2 separate regions of the Homo sapiens genome follow, and region 1 is linked to region 2. The links are chromatin contacts, found by Hi-C or POLR2A ChIA-PET in ENCODE. All regions are on one chromosome and are shown on one strand. Each heading gives the region's core, a stretch centred on a gene start or an enhancer-like site at or near the end of the contact. The rest is flanking DNA. Distances are from core to core; before and after follow the strand shown.

What was found. A loop is a pair of places that touch in the nucleus more often than their neighbours do. ChIA-PET counts read pairs that join two places held with the same protein, here RNA polymerase II (POLR2A). Pooled maps may share reads with other maps.
Region 1: a pooled map shows a loop between it and region 2 (13-fold over the local background). The contact joins the promoter of YWHAG here to the promoter of EIF4H in region 2. A Hi-C loop is called at or near these places in 5 of 50 pooled maps. POLR2A ChIA-PET finds 5 or more read pairs at or near these places in 2 of 52 experiments (BJ and T-cell).

Annotation. Positions count from the first base shown.
Region 1 is chr7:76,355,609-76,362,959 of GRCh38, reverse strand. It overlaps YWHAG (tyrosine 3-monooxygenase/tryptophan 5-monooxygenase activation protein gamma), which reads left to right and starts at 3,969. Exons shown (of 2, transcript NM_012479.4): 1 at 3,969-4,238. The coding sequence starts at 4,152. It also overlaps the pseudogene PPIAP81. RefSeq lists silencers at 3,635-4,044, 4,365-4,564, 4,648-4,838 and an enhancer at 3,894-4,540.
Region 2 is chr7:74,171,313-74,178,136 of GRCh38, reverse strand. EIF4H (eukaryotic translation initiation factor 4H) reads right to left here and starts at 3,781. Exons shown (of 7, transcript NM_022170.2): 1 at 3,695-3,781. The coding sequence starts at 3,753. RefSeq lists enhancers at 2,716-3,228, 3,229-3,742, 3,724-4,018 and a silencer at 3,521-4,030.

The DNA.
Region 1 (7,351 bases), core at 2,720-5,219, 2.2 Mb before region 2:
GAGTCTTGCTACCTGTGCCTTTGCCTGCTCTCAAATCCTACACTCATTTAAAGGCTGGGTTGGAAATGTTACCAAACTCCCTGGAGAAGCTTTTCAGAATCTCTTCCTATGCAGCCTGAAAGAAGTTATTTTTTAAACAAAATATTTACAGTGCTTAACACACTCTGAATTCCTTGAGGACAGGGGTCCTCCAGCATCTGGCATAGAGCCTGCAATATTCCCCCATGGAAACTCTTTCATTCCACATTCTCATCCACACTTCATGTTTCCTATTTTATTTTTCACTTCTTATTGATTTTTTTGTTGTTATTTAGTTTTTATTTCATAGTCACAAACTTAACTCTGCAATCCACCCAGACATGGAAGGGAATAAGAAAATCATGGGACTCAAAGGGAACTGTAGCAAGAACACAAAGATGATAGGATACTGGGAGCAAATGGGGTGGATGGATAGGTGCTCTCCTGAGCTACTGAAGGAATGGTCTGGTGGTTAAGATAAAACACAAGTCAAATTTACTAGAGTTGTCCACAGTCAGCAATGGTGATTTTATTTTATTTATTTATTTATTTTTTAGAGGGAGTTTCACTCTTTTTGCCCAAGCTGGAGTGCAATGGTGCAATCTCAGCTCACTGCAACCTCTGCCTCCCAGGTTCCAGCGATTCTCCTGCGTCAGCCTCTGGAGTAGCTGGGACTACAGGCACCTACCACCACGCCCAGCTAATTTTTGTATTTTTAGTAGAGACAGGGGTTTCACCATGTTGGCCAGGCTGGTCTCGAACTCCTGACCTCAAGTGATCTGCCCACCTCGGCCTCCTAAAGTGCTAAGGTTACAGGCGTGAGCCACCGCGCCCGGCCATAGCAATGGTGATCTTCTTGCTGGTCTTGCCATTCCTGGACTCGTAGCGCTCCATGGCCTCCACAATATTCATGCTCGCTTTCACCTTGCCAAAGACCTCCATGCTGGCCATCTAACCACTTAGTCTTGGCAGTGCAGATGAAAAACTGGGAAGCATTTGTGTTGGGTCCAACATCTGCCATGGGCAAGATGCCAGGATCTGTATGCTTCAGGATGAGGTTCTCTTCATCGAATTTCTCCCCATAGATGGACTTGCCACCAGTGCCATTATGGTGTGTAAAGTTACCACCCTGACACATAATCCCTGGAGTAATTCTGTGAAAGTAGGAACCCTTGCCGGGCGTAATGGCTCACACCTGTAATCCCAGCACTTTGGGAGGCTGAGGCGGATGGATCATGAGGTCAGGAGTTCGAGACCAGCCTAACATGGTGAAACACCGTCTCTACTAAAAATACAAAAATTAGCTGGGCGTGGTGGTGCGCGCCTGTAATCCCAGCTACTTAGAAGGCTGAGGCAGGAGAATCGCTTGAACCCGGGAGGCAGAGGTTGCAGTGAGCCAAGACTGCACCACTGCACTCCAGCCTGGGCTACAGAGCGAGACTCTGTCTCAAAAAAAAAAAAAGAAAAAGAAAAGAAAAAAAAAGAGAGAGTAGGAACCCTTATAACCAAATCCTTTCTCTCCAGTGCTCAGAGAACGAAAGTTTTCTGCTGTCTTTACAACACTGTCTGCTAACAGCTCCGATATGTTAACATGGCTTTACAGTTTAGATGAGAGGTCACTTCTTTTTTTTTTTTTTTTTTTGAGACGGAGTCTTTTTCTGTCTCCCAGGCTGGAGTGCACTGGCACAATCTCGGCTCACTGCAAGCTCCGGAGAGGTCACTTGGCTTCTTGGTTTCCATGCCCCTAACCTTGAAGGAGACGCAGCCCAAGGGCTCAATAGTAATGTCAAAGAACACGGTGGGATTGACCATGGCCAGTAGTAGAGTACTCCTGGCAGCAGCAGAGTCTGCAAAGCTCACTTTTTTTTTGTTTTGTTTTTTGATATGGAGTTTCGCTCTTGTTGCCCAGGCTGAAGTGCAATGAAACGATCTCGGCTCACTGCAACCTCCACCTCCCAGGTTCAAGCAATTCTCCTGCCTCAGCCTCCCAAGTAGCTGGGATTACAGGTGCCCACCACCACACCCAGCTAATTTTTGTATTTTTAGTTGAGATGGGGTTTTGCTACGTTAGCCAGGCTGGTCTCGAACTCCTGACCTCAGATGATCCACCCGCTTCGGCCTCCCAAAGTGTTGGGATTACAGGTGTGAGTCACCGTGCCAGGCCAAAGCTCACTTCTTTTTTTTTTTCGAGACGGAGTCTCGCTCTGTCACCCATGCTGGAGTGCAGTAGAGGGATCTCAGCTCACTGCAACCTCCGACTCCCGGGTTCAAGTGATTCTCCTGCCTCAGCCTCCCGAGTAGCTGGGATAACAGGTGGGCACCACCACGCCCAGCTAGTTCTTTTGTATTTTTTGTAGAGACAGGGTTTCACCATGTTGGCCAGGATGGTCTCGATCTCCTGACCTTGTCATCCGCCCGCCTCGGTCTCCCAAAGTGCTGGGATTACAGGTGTGAGTCACCGTGCCCAGCCTTTAAAAAACTTTTTATTTTATTATTTGTTTTTGAAACGGAGTCTTGCTCTGTCGCCAGACTGGAGTGCAGTGGCGCAATCTCAGCTCACTGCAACCTCAAAACTCACTCCTTACTGACTTCTAGCATACTGTACATATCTCACCTATTTTCTTGGGCAGGGATTTTTGTCTGTTTTGTTCACTACTGTACCTCGTGGCTTAGAATAGGGCTTGGAACACAGTAGCTTCTCATAGATAATTGTTGAATACATAAAGTAAATAAAATGTGCAGTCAAAACTATCAGGCCTGCAGGCATGGTGGCTCACATCTGTAATCCCAGCACCTTGGGAGGCCGAGGCGTGAGGATCGCTTGAGCCCAGGAGTTCGAGACCAGCATGGGCAACAAAGCTAGACCCCCGTCTCTACAAAAAAGCAAAACAAAGCAAAAAAACCCATGCTATCTGCAAGCTATGTGGAATAATATGAACGAGAATATATCAGCGTGACCTCAGTAGGTATGTATGTCTTAGGAGGGGAGAGAAGGGCTGGACAACCAAGCCCTAGACGCAGCCCAGTTAGATGTGGAGTAGGCTCCTGGTAGCTGAACTCAATCTTTAGCACTCCACCCTGGAGAGGAAGAAGGGGTTCTCCAGGGTCAGCCAGCAGACAGCTGCATCCTTTCTGGAAATCAACCACTGTGGCCAGCCGGTATTTGTCGTTCGTCCATGTTTTCACCTATTCAGGCCCAAGAGCCTCAAGGTGGGGTGGGGGGTTTAATGGAAGCTCGTAGGGGGTGGAGGTGACAGTCCCCAGGGTCTGGCCCCTTAATTCGGCCATCCCGCGGGCAGGCACCACACTGAGAGTCTGGATCTACAATGGACGCGCCTCCTGTCCTTCCCCCACCACGACCTGCTACGTGATCTCGGAAACAGGGTCTAGGACTGAGGCCCCTGCCCCCTCCTCTCGTAATTTCCCGGAGAATATGGGGCGGGGCGGTGAATCAGCACTCGCAGGGACTGATGCAGCCCTGATCCCCGCCAGGGGTCCCCAGCGGCCTCGGGATTCGAAGCACCCCCCCCCGTCCTCCTGCGCCTGCGCGCTATGTCCGCTGGGAGTTGTAGTCTTGACCGCCCCTTTGTCCTTGGTCTCCTCAGCGCCTCAGTGCACTGCAGGTTACACTACAACTCCCAGGGGCCCATGCGTCCGAGGGCTGGCGGGGCGGGAGGCTCAAGGGGGAGGCGTAAGGGGGCGACTGGAGAAGCTGGGGTGAGGGAACTGGGGAGTGAAGTGAAAAAAGGGGAGAGTGGGGGCGCAGTGGGAAAGGACGGGGTGCCCGGAAGACGCGCAGTGAGCCCAGCTGGGGAGCGGGGAGTTCTAGCCGCGGCCGGGCTCGGGCGGGGCATGGGCGGGGCTTGCGGACGGGTGGGCGGGGCCTGCCTTCGTCATGCGGCGTGGGCGGGGCCGCAGGGGGTTGTCCGTCAGTGGCACGCACAGCAGCCGCAGCCGCCTCGCGCCCGGTCCCGCGGTCGCAGCTCCAGCCGCCTCCTCCGCGCAGCCGCCGCCTCAGCTGCTCGCTCTGTGGGTCGGTCCTCTCCGGCACTTGGGCTCCAGTCGCGCCCTCCAAGCCCTTCAGGCCGCCCCAGTGTCCTCCTCCTTCTCCGGCCAGACCCAGCCCCGCGAAGATGGTGGACCGCGAGCAACTGGTGCAGAAAGCCCGGCTGGCCGAGCAGGCGGAGCGCTACGACGACATGGCCGCGGCCATGAAGAACGTGAGTGTCTCCTCCCCTCCCCCGCCGCTCCCTGCCCCTCCGAAGACGCGGTCCTTGGCGTGGAAGGCCCGGGGCTTCGTCGCCCTGTCGCGATGGCGGGTTGACCGCCCCGTCTCGCTCACTGAGGGGGGCTGGGGAGGGTCCCGAGAGGCGACGGGAACCCGGGCTGTGACGCGGCCTCTTTTCGGAGTCCCCGTGGCCCCGCGGCGCTGCCATTCAGGCCCGGCGCGGGCGCGGGCCGGGGCGAGGTCCCGCGGGGCTGGACTTGGGAGCGGGGTCTCCGGCCCCCGCGGCTCTAGGGGTGCAGGGGACCCGAGCGGGGAGGCGTGCGCATCCTTTGTGCCCCACTTCCCCCCTCCTCCTAGCCTGGGCGTGGGGGCGGGGGACCGCATGGATGCGGTTCCTCTTTCTCTCCCTGGTGTCTGGGCGGCGCCTTTCCCATTCACTCAGCAGGTCTCCCGGTTTTCCACCTCCCCAGCCCCCCCAGAATCTTCCCCACTGTCTGTCCCGACACATCCCTGAGAATCTTCCCAGAAACATTGTATAGGGTCTCTTGAAAACCTGAGCTCCGTGGTGCAAAATCGAAACCACCTTGCTCACGTTTTTCTTAACAAAAGGCTCTTCTTTCTCCATTCGCCCAAAGCAAGTCCTCCGGCTTTTAGGAAGGGAGAACGTTTGTCTCGCTAGCGTTTTCATTGATCATTCTCAACATGTCATCTCCATTTTATTCCCTAATGTTTTTGTATTGAAAAGGGTAGGTATTGCCTGTAAAATTAAAAGGTGGTGAATGTAGCTGACTGGTTCGATTCGTGTGACATATGCCGTTTCTTTTTTGAATACAGGCACGCGTCTGTTGAAATTCCTATAAGTTGGGGGAAAAAATATTCTGTCTGATCTGATAGTGCAAACAAAGCCGTGGTGAGAGGCAGTATCAAGTCATTCCAGAAGATTCTGCATTTGTCATATTGCAGAGAGCCTAGACTGGGTGGAGGCTGGGAGGAGTTATTTTAAAGGGGAAAAAGTCTTTTTAAAAATTTTTGGTTGTTAGATGCATCTGAGGCTTTTTTTTGTTTAAGCGAGTACATCTTCATGCTGATGAAAAGAGAATACCGATCGCCAGTTGTCGCATTTTGTCTGGGTTGCAGATTCATCCCTGTATTGCACCATTTTGTCAGTAACACCACATTTATCTAATGGGCTGTCAACCAGTTTGATATTAGAGGAGGGGGAAGTATTGAGCATTATGAAATGAAAGGTAGAAAATTAATCTAATGATTTCGGGCCCCCACTATCTTAATATTTAATTTCCTGCCTTATGTAACAAAGATTTTCAAATTCATCTCCATTGTGAAGTGGATGCTGGAGTGTACCTTGCGTGTTACATCTTTTAAATGAAGCATTATTGATATTACAGATCAATTCTTGAATAAATTTACTGGTTCTCAAAAGAGGACAATGCTGATACCTTTATATTTAAAGCAGCTATGTTAACAAAGAAAGGTTTTTGTCTTATTGAAGAGAACTGATTCTGAAATTCGGAATACTGCTGTGGCCACAGTTGCTGTCTTACAAGGTTTTAATGCTTAAATGATGTAAGTTGCACTTCTAATAGGTATCAGTATTGGAAATATCTTCAGTTCGTGTTATTTAGACTCTTATAATTTTTCCATATTTCTTTTCCATATTTCTAGTTCCACAGGAAAGCGAGTGACCTCGCACCTATATCCATAGCAACCAAGTGATGTCACACACAATGACACAGAGGCTGCAATGCACCTAAGGGCTGGTAGGGAGTGTGCAAATGGCATTTATCCAAGGTAATGCAGAAATTAGCCGATAAGCCAGGTGGAATCGAGCACTTCATATTCCACTAGATGAGAATTAGTCCAAAAAATAAGGATATCATTTACCCTTAGACATGCAAATCTGTGACCTCTAGCTAGGCCTTGTTCACCCTATTGCTAGCTTTCTCACAAAAGTTTATAAGATGCTTTTTTATATTTTTAAACATTCATCTCATTTATTTAAAATACTGGGCAATGATGGAATAAAAGTAGAAATTTTAAACGATAATTTATGGAATAAAAGAAATTTTAAACAAGAATATAGTTTATGACACTAGTGCACAGATGGGATGTATACTTGTGTTTATTGCAGATAATTAATTTGGCAGGTTTTAATAAAAACCTTAAAAAAATGATGACTTCCTACTGAGTCATTTTCAGTTACTAGTAGGGAATGAAAACCCGTTCCAAAACCTTTTAAGTTGAGATTTGGGAAGTTTGTTTTTTACTAGATTTGTGCTTCTGCTCCTTCACAGTATAGAGGAAAGAACAGTTTGTAAAATAAAAACCTTTTTTCAAATCTGTTTCCTGTGACTTTAAGGAAATAGGCTCTGTCCCTCATTTTCCTCATCTGTAAAATGGGACAATACTTGAAAAAGTTGTGCGGATTCAATAAGAAATGTAGTAGGTGTTCCAAAATGGCAACTACCTAAGAAATTTTCTTCCTGTTTATAAAAGTCATCGTGGAGAATTTGGAAACTGCAGAGAAAGAAACCAATCTTACCACTCAAGTGAGCTCTCTTTTAAGGCCGAAATCATCCTGTTGATAAAGGGATTAAAATTTATTTGAGTTTAATGAAATTATCCTAGTGCTAACACTATTGGGATCTGTGCAGAATGATAGTTCTTTGTGGGTAACCAGGACAGAAGTACTGTATTGTGCAGTATTTTGAAAAGAAGGAAAGAGGAATGTTAGGTCTTTTAAGACAGATGTTTAGTCTTGTATTGAAGGAGAGTGAACACCTAGATGTATCCTACGTATTAGACAATACTGTCTTGTCCTTTGACTTTTACTAGTCTCTTGAGAAGTTAATATTTTAAATAGGCTACTGGTACTTGCCTTGGGGAGAAAAGGTTCAGGGTTACTAATTTTGTTGAAGTTACTGAGTTAAGCAGTTTAACTCAATGAGGGGTGGGAGGGCAAAGGTGGCAAAAGGCTATCATAATTTTTCTAAATATTCCTAGTGGGATCAATAGACTTTCAAATTCTTTCTATCTTAAATATTCCATTCCCCCTCCCCCCCAGGCTCTTCCAGGAGATCAATAGCT
Region 2 (6,824 bases), core at 2,532-5,031:
ACACTCTGTCTCTACAAAAAAATACAAAAATTAGCTGGGCATGGTGGCGCACCCTGTAATCCCAGCTACTTGGGAGGCTGAGGTGGGAGGATGGCTTGAGCCTGGGAAGTCGAGGCTGCACTGAGCTATGATCCTGCCACTGCACTCCAGCCTGGGTGACAGAAGGAGAGCCTATTTCATAAATAAATACATGTTTCTAACTCATATGTGGGGAAAACGAGGCTCAGAGAGGTGAAGAAACTTACTTCAGATCACACAACTAACACATGGCTGAACTGATGAAACTCTGGTCTGCCTTATTCCAAAGCCAGGGCTTTTACATGAACCGTCATGCAGAGACCTCTTAGCAAATCCAAATATTTCTGGTAACACTTTTCATAGAGGATAATGGTTTGGAACTAAGCAATGGAACACTTGGAGTGAAGAAGGATAACAAACCTAAACGACTTGACATTTGACATGTAAACAGCATTTTAAAATAAGCTTTTCAATAGCTTTACAGGCCCTAGCATCAGTGAAAACTAGCTGTAGTTTTTATACACTGCTTTCCTTCCTATTACATACAAATCTTAAAATATGCTCAGAGACAGGAAGTAGAATGGTGGTTGCCAGGGACCTGGGGGAAGGAGGGCAATAGGGAATTACTATTCAAAGGGGACAGGGTTTTAGTTTTACAAGCTGTAAGAGTTAAGGAGCTGGATAGTGGTGATGGTTATACATTACGAATACACTCAATATCCCTGAAATGTATACTGAAAAATGGGTAAAGTGGCACATTTTATGTTATGTATATTTTACCACCATAAAAATTTTGGATAAAAATATGCTCAGAAATTTAGACAGACATGCTAAGTTTAAAGATTCAAAGGTTAGAATTCTAAACTCCTAGGCTGGGCGTGGTAGCTCATGCCTGTAATCCCAACACTTTGGGAGGCTGAGGCGGGAGGATCACTTGAGTCCAAGAGTTCAAGACCAGCCTGGGCAACATAGTGAAACCCATCTCTATTTAAAAAAGAATTCTAAACTCCCTAACTGAATCCTGATAAAGAATAAATTTGGAGTTTTGCCAGTTTTTAGATGGCACCATTTCAGCCACCTCAATTCTTGCCACCTCCAATTTCCACCCTAATTCTCAGGATCGGTGGTTTTCCACTAAGCACTCATAGCTTTGTTGCAATTAGAAATATAAAATCAGTATTACTCTGCACTTTACTGCCAATGGTAGATGAGAAACTGGAACCTCAAAAAGATAATTTAGCAAACTGCAAAACAAAGTCCATTCAAGATCTGGTACAATCAACTCTTGATCATTTGGAATTTTGTTTTGATTTGCTTGCTGAACAATGCAGTCCCTGGTTCTCTCCCTGGCTGCTGGGGACATGCCCTTACAGGCTCGGGGGAAAAAAGCAGTGGTTCAATACTGTTTCCTGACAACTGCACTGGTTATTAAACACAACTACGAAATAAACTTAGGAAGATGTATAACTACCAAACTATGTTTTATGATGATAACTGTTCATTTTAGGCCTACCATTTCTTTCACCTGTGACCCAAGTAATTCAGAGGTGAGATGTACGAGCCTGTCTGAGGCATTTTAGACAAGGGAGAAGGTGCCTACACAAGTACCAAACAATGCAGTGTTAAAACTGCTTTCCATAGGTGGCAATCTTCTATGATGCTTAAGCATTGTAAAGCAGTGACATTTGTTCATGTGGACATAATTAAAATAATTGAGGCCGGGCGCGGTGGCTAATGCCTGTAATCCCAGCACTTTGGGAGGCTGAGGCAGGAGAATCGCTTAAACCCGGGAGGTGGAGGTTGCAGTGAGCCGAGATCACACCATTGCACTCCAGCTTGGGCAACAAGAGTGAAACTCCATCTCAAAAAAAAAAAAAAAGAATACACATGTATAAATGAATATGTAAATTCACCAACAAGTTTTTAAAACTACTTCTGAAAGTAGCAATACTTTATGTAGTTTCACATTAATATGAAGCCAAATAGAAAATTCCAAGTAAGTGAGACATAGAAGATGCTTAACAGTAAAGAGACTTTCTATTAGGAAGTTCAAGTGATGCACAGTGCTACCTAGGAAACTCTCCTATCAGTTTTTGGAGTACACCTGGGGCAAATGGCTAATATTTTCATCTGCTGTGGAGATTTGAAATTAATAGCATCTTAATAGAATTTTACTTCTGATTGTTCCTGGCACCCCCAAATGTCAAAATTTGACACCAGAAGAGCTGGCAAATGTGTCTGAAGGAAATTTTTTTAAATCCCCACACTCAGTTTAATAAGGTCACCTTATTGTAGTCCCAATGCAACTAAAACTTAAATTGACCACGCTGTTTAAGAAGAATTTTTCTGGGTACTTCTGTGAACGTTTTTTGGAACTAGGAAAAAAAAAAAAACCCTAGTTATTAAATTTCGAAATGACTTGAGAACAAATTTGATGTTTAGAAACCTAACCCAAAGGCGATAATTTCATGTCATCCAACATTTACTTCTTTTTTTATTAGCAAATAAAATGTTCTTTGGAATGACAATAGCTCCACCTACACCGGCACACTTCCACGTTACAGTATCATGAACATTAGCTACACTCCTGCCCCGAAACAAGCTTTTGTCTGAGCCGTTCCCAAACCAAGGTATTAAAAGTGATCATTCTTTACCAAACAAAGATACTTTTGGACTGCAACCCAGGAGACTGAACACCTCAGTGTGTATTATTGTGGTGTTATCCTGGGAAAGTAATCCTTTCTGCAAGAAAACACAAAGCCCAAGTGTGTCCTTGACAAACAGCAAGATGTTCATAGCCTATATTCTAACGAGGCAACTTGTATTTAAAAAATAAAATAAAAAAAAGTGCAGAGTCCTGGAATTAAACACCATGAGCTCTCTATTCAAAGATGTTTCTTTTAAGCAAAGTGTTTCAATTATACATAGTTGTCTGCATTTGACAACAATCAGGACGACGCTAAATGCGGTTCCTTCTCCAGATCAGAGCGAGAAACCAAGGAGAAATGAAATTGTGCCAAAGAGCACGTAGCACCTGTCAAGGCACTGTGACCCAAGAAAGATTAATACAAAGAAGCTACGATGGATTTATCTCCTTGGTCTCCCCCCGCCCGCAAGGAGTCGTACCATCCCCGGGCCAGAGCCGCCAAATCCCTGCCTCACACGTAAGGGGAAGGGAATCGCCCCTCTTGGCTGCCGACCTTCCCCAGTCGGCCGGCCTCGTGGCGAAGGGGCCAGGGGCCTGCAAGGCGGGCAGGCAACAGAGGGCCGCGAAAGAGGCCGGGACCGGAGCGGGGCAGGCCGTGTGGCCCGTACCCCAGCGCCACAGCTCAGCCCCGCACTGGTCCTACCGTAGGGGGGATGGGGCTGGAAGCGGGCGCTCGTCTCCGGGCATCGGCGCCGCCGCGGCCAAGGCAGGGCAAAAACCAACACGTTGTCGTTGGCGGGAGGCAGTGGAAGGGATCCGCCCCGCAAGCAAGACCCCGGGAGCCCAGCCGCCGCCGCCCCGTCTCCGAGCGCGCCATTTCCAGGCCCCGGCCCTCCAGGCGCCGCTCCTAGGCCTCCGCGGGCCCCCGCCTCCCGCCGCCCCGGCTGAGCGCAGGACGGCCGCCACCCTGACGGCCCCGACTCCGCCGGTCCCGCAGCCCCCGACGGGGCCCGCGCACGCCCGCCTCACCCTCTGCCGCCGCCGAAGCTGCTGTAGGCCCGATCGTCGTAGGTGTCGAAGTCCGCCATTTGCCGTCTCCGCTCCGAGAGGAACCAGGGTGAGCGAGGAAGGACCCCGCAATATAACTCCCCCCGCCCCGCCGCCGGGGCTGTCCGCCGCGCCGCCTGATCGCAAATCCCTTGGACGCAGGCACGCGCACGCGCGCGCGCGCACGCACGCACGGACGCTGGCCGCGCAGCGCCCGGCCCTGGGCCCACCGGCAGCTGCCTGCCCCGTGCGCTCTGCAGCCCACGTGGTGCGGCGGCGTCCCAGCTGGACGCCTGCCCGGCCTACGCGGCCCATTATGTGCTGGCCCTGGGGTGCGCCCGTGGCTGCCTCCTATCCCCGCCGCACCACGCCCGTGCGCGCCGGCCTTTCCGTCCGTCGGCGGGAGGTGACCTGGAGAGCTGGGGGGAACTCCCTCTCCAGTTCGCCTGGGACGCTGCCTTTCGGCCTCCATACATGGCGGGGACCTCGGAGGCCTGTCCCGCTTGGACCCCCAAGTGGTCCCCGGGTGACACCCAAGTAAAGGCCACCTCCTTCTCCAGGCAGGAGCTGGCCACACGATGAGGATGCCCCGGAAGGGGGTGCGAGGCGGTGGGATGCAGACACGAATCCTGCCTTCCAGGGCTTACTCGCTGCCTGGGTATTGGGGGGTTTTGAGAGGAGAGAGTATAGGTGATCGGTGACTTAGCAAGAGAGACTGCACATCTCGGTTTTTTGCAGAAGTCGTTGCCTTGGAAAAAGAATTGGATACTGTTGTGGATTCCATCATCTAGCAATAACAAAACATGGTTATGCAGTGGGAATTAATTACACGGGTAAATTTCCAGGTTTGTGATTGAGATGGTAGTAATTGTGGATGCCACGATGTTGACAAACCTTAATTATCTAAGCACACTTTGAAAGAACCTCATAGAATTTTGTTGTGATGTGTACCTAGGTATCTTCCGCTTAACCATTACTTTTTATTATGTATTTATTGGTTCGTTGTTGAGACAGGGTCTCGCTCTGTCGCCCAGGCTGGACTGCGGTGGAACAGTGGTAGCTCACGGCAGCCTTGACCTCTTGGGCTCATGCCATCCTGCCGCCTTAGCCTCTGGAGTAGCTAGGACTATAGGCGGGCAGTACCTCGCCTAATTTGCATTTTTTTTTTTTTTTTTTTGAGATGGAGAATCAGGTTGGAGTGCAGTGGCGCAATCTCATCTCACTGCAACCTCCACCTCCTCGGTTCAAGCAATTCTCCTGCCTCTGTCTCCCGAGTAACTGGGGTGACAGACGTGCACCACCACACCCAGTTAATTTTTGTATTTTTAGTAGAGACAGCGTTTCACCATGTTGCCCAGGCTGGTCTTGAACTGAGATCCACCCGCCTTGGCCTCCCAAAGTGCTGGGATTACAGGCATGAGCCACCGTGCCTGGCTCTAATTTGCTTTGTAAAACATTTATTTGTAGAGACAGAGTCTCACTATGTTGCCCAGGTTTGTCTCGATCTACTGGCTTTTAAGTAGTCCTCCTGCCTCTGCCTCCTAAAGTGCTGGAATTACAAGCATGAGCCACTGTGCCCTGCCAACTTTTATATTTGAGTATCTTCTCCTTCATAGCAGTGTTAAGATGGACAGAGCATTATCAATTCATGAGTTAATAGTGTTGAACTCACTTATTCATTTTTCTGTGCCTTTTTCTTCCCAAGTAATAAAACACTTTGCTGCCTGATAGACCTAGATTGAACCTAGGCTCAGTTAACGTCTTACTGGCTGAGTGACCTCGAGGACGTTGCTTAACCGCTTTAACATGCCTGTTTTCTCATCTATATAATAATGTCACCTACCTCTTCAGTGTTGTAAAGATTCAAATTAGTAAATATGTAAAATTCCTGGCACACAATATATATTGGGGACCTACCAAGGTGTCTGGCACCATTATGGGTGCTTTACCTGTAGATAATAATTTCCAAACCTGTTTAACAGCTGTGGAACCACCCAGAGAGAAAGAGACTTGCCCAAGGTCACCTAGTTTTGACCTTAGCACATGGCTCAGAAAATAACCAATGGTTTCTTCTCCTTGCGCAGTTTAAACTTGGACCCCTGCTCCATGCTCCTGCCCCCATTACTCTATTACTCTTATTTACTTTCTTTTTTTTTTTGTTTTTGGTAGAGATGGGTCTTGCCATGTTGCCAAGGCGGGTCTTTTTTTTTTTTTTGAGACAGAGTCTGGCTGTGTCACCCAGGCTGGAGTGCAGTGGCGCAATCTCGGCTCACTGCAAGCTCCGCCTCCCAGGTTCATGCCATTCTCCTGCCTCAGCCTCCTGAGTAGCTGGGACTACAGGCGCCCGCCACTACGCCCGACTAATTTTTTGTATTTTTAGTAGAGACGGGGTTTCACCGTGTTAGCCAGGATGGTCTTGATCTAACCTTGTGATCCGCCCGCCTTGGCCTCCCAAAGTGCTGGGATTACAGGTGTGAGCCACCGTGCCCGGCCCCCCAGGCAGGTCTTGAACTCCTGACTTCAAGTTATTCTCCCTCCTTGGCCTCCCGAAGTAGTGGTATTGCAGGATTACAGGTGGGAACCACGCACCCGGCCACTCCATTACTCATTTTTTTTTTTTTTTTGAGACAGGGTCTCACTCTGTTGCCCAGGCTGGACTGTAGTGGCACGATCTCAGCTCACTGCAGCCTCCGCCTCCAGCATTCAAGCCAGTCTCCTGCCTCAGCCACCTGAGTAAGTGGCATTACAGGTGTGCGCCACCACGCCTGGCTAATTTTTGTATTTTTGGTGGAGATGGGGTTTCCATGTGTTTCCCAGTCTGGTCTTGAACTCCTGGCCTCAGGTGATCCACCCACCTCAGCCTCCCAAAGTGCTGGGATTACAGGCGTGAGCCACCGTGCCTGGCCACTCCATTACTCTTTTTTTACTTTTTTTTTTTTTGAGATGGAGTCTCACTCTGTCACCCAGGCTGGAGTGCAGTGGCACCATCTCGGCCCATTGCAACGTCCGCCTCCCAGATTCAAGCAATGATCCTACCTCAGCCTCCTATGTAGCTGGGACCACAGGCACCGGCCACCATGCACGGCTGATTTTGTATTTTTAGGAGAGATGG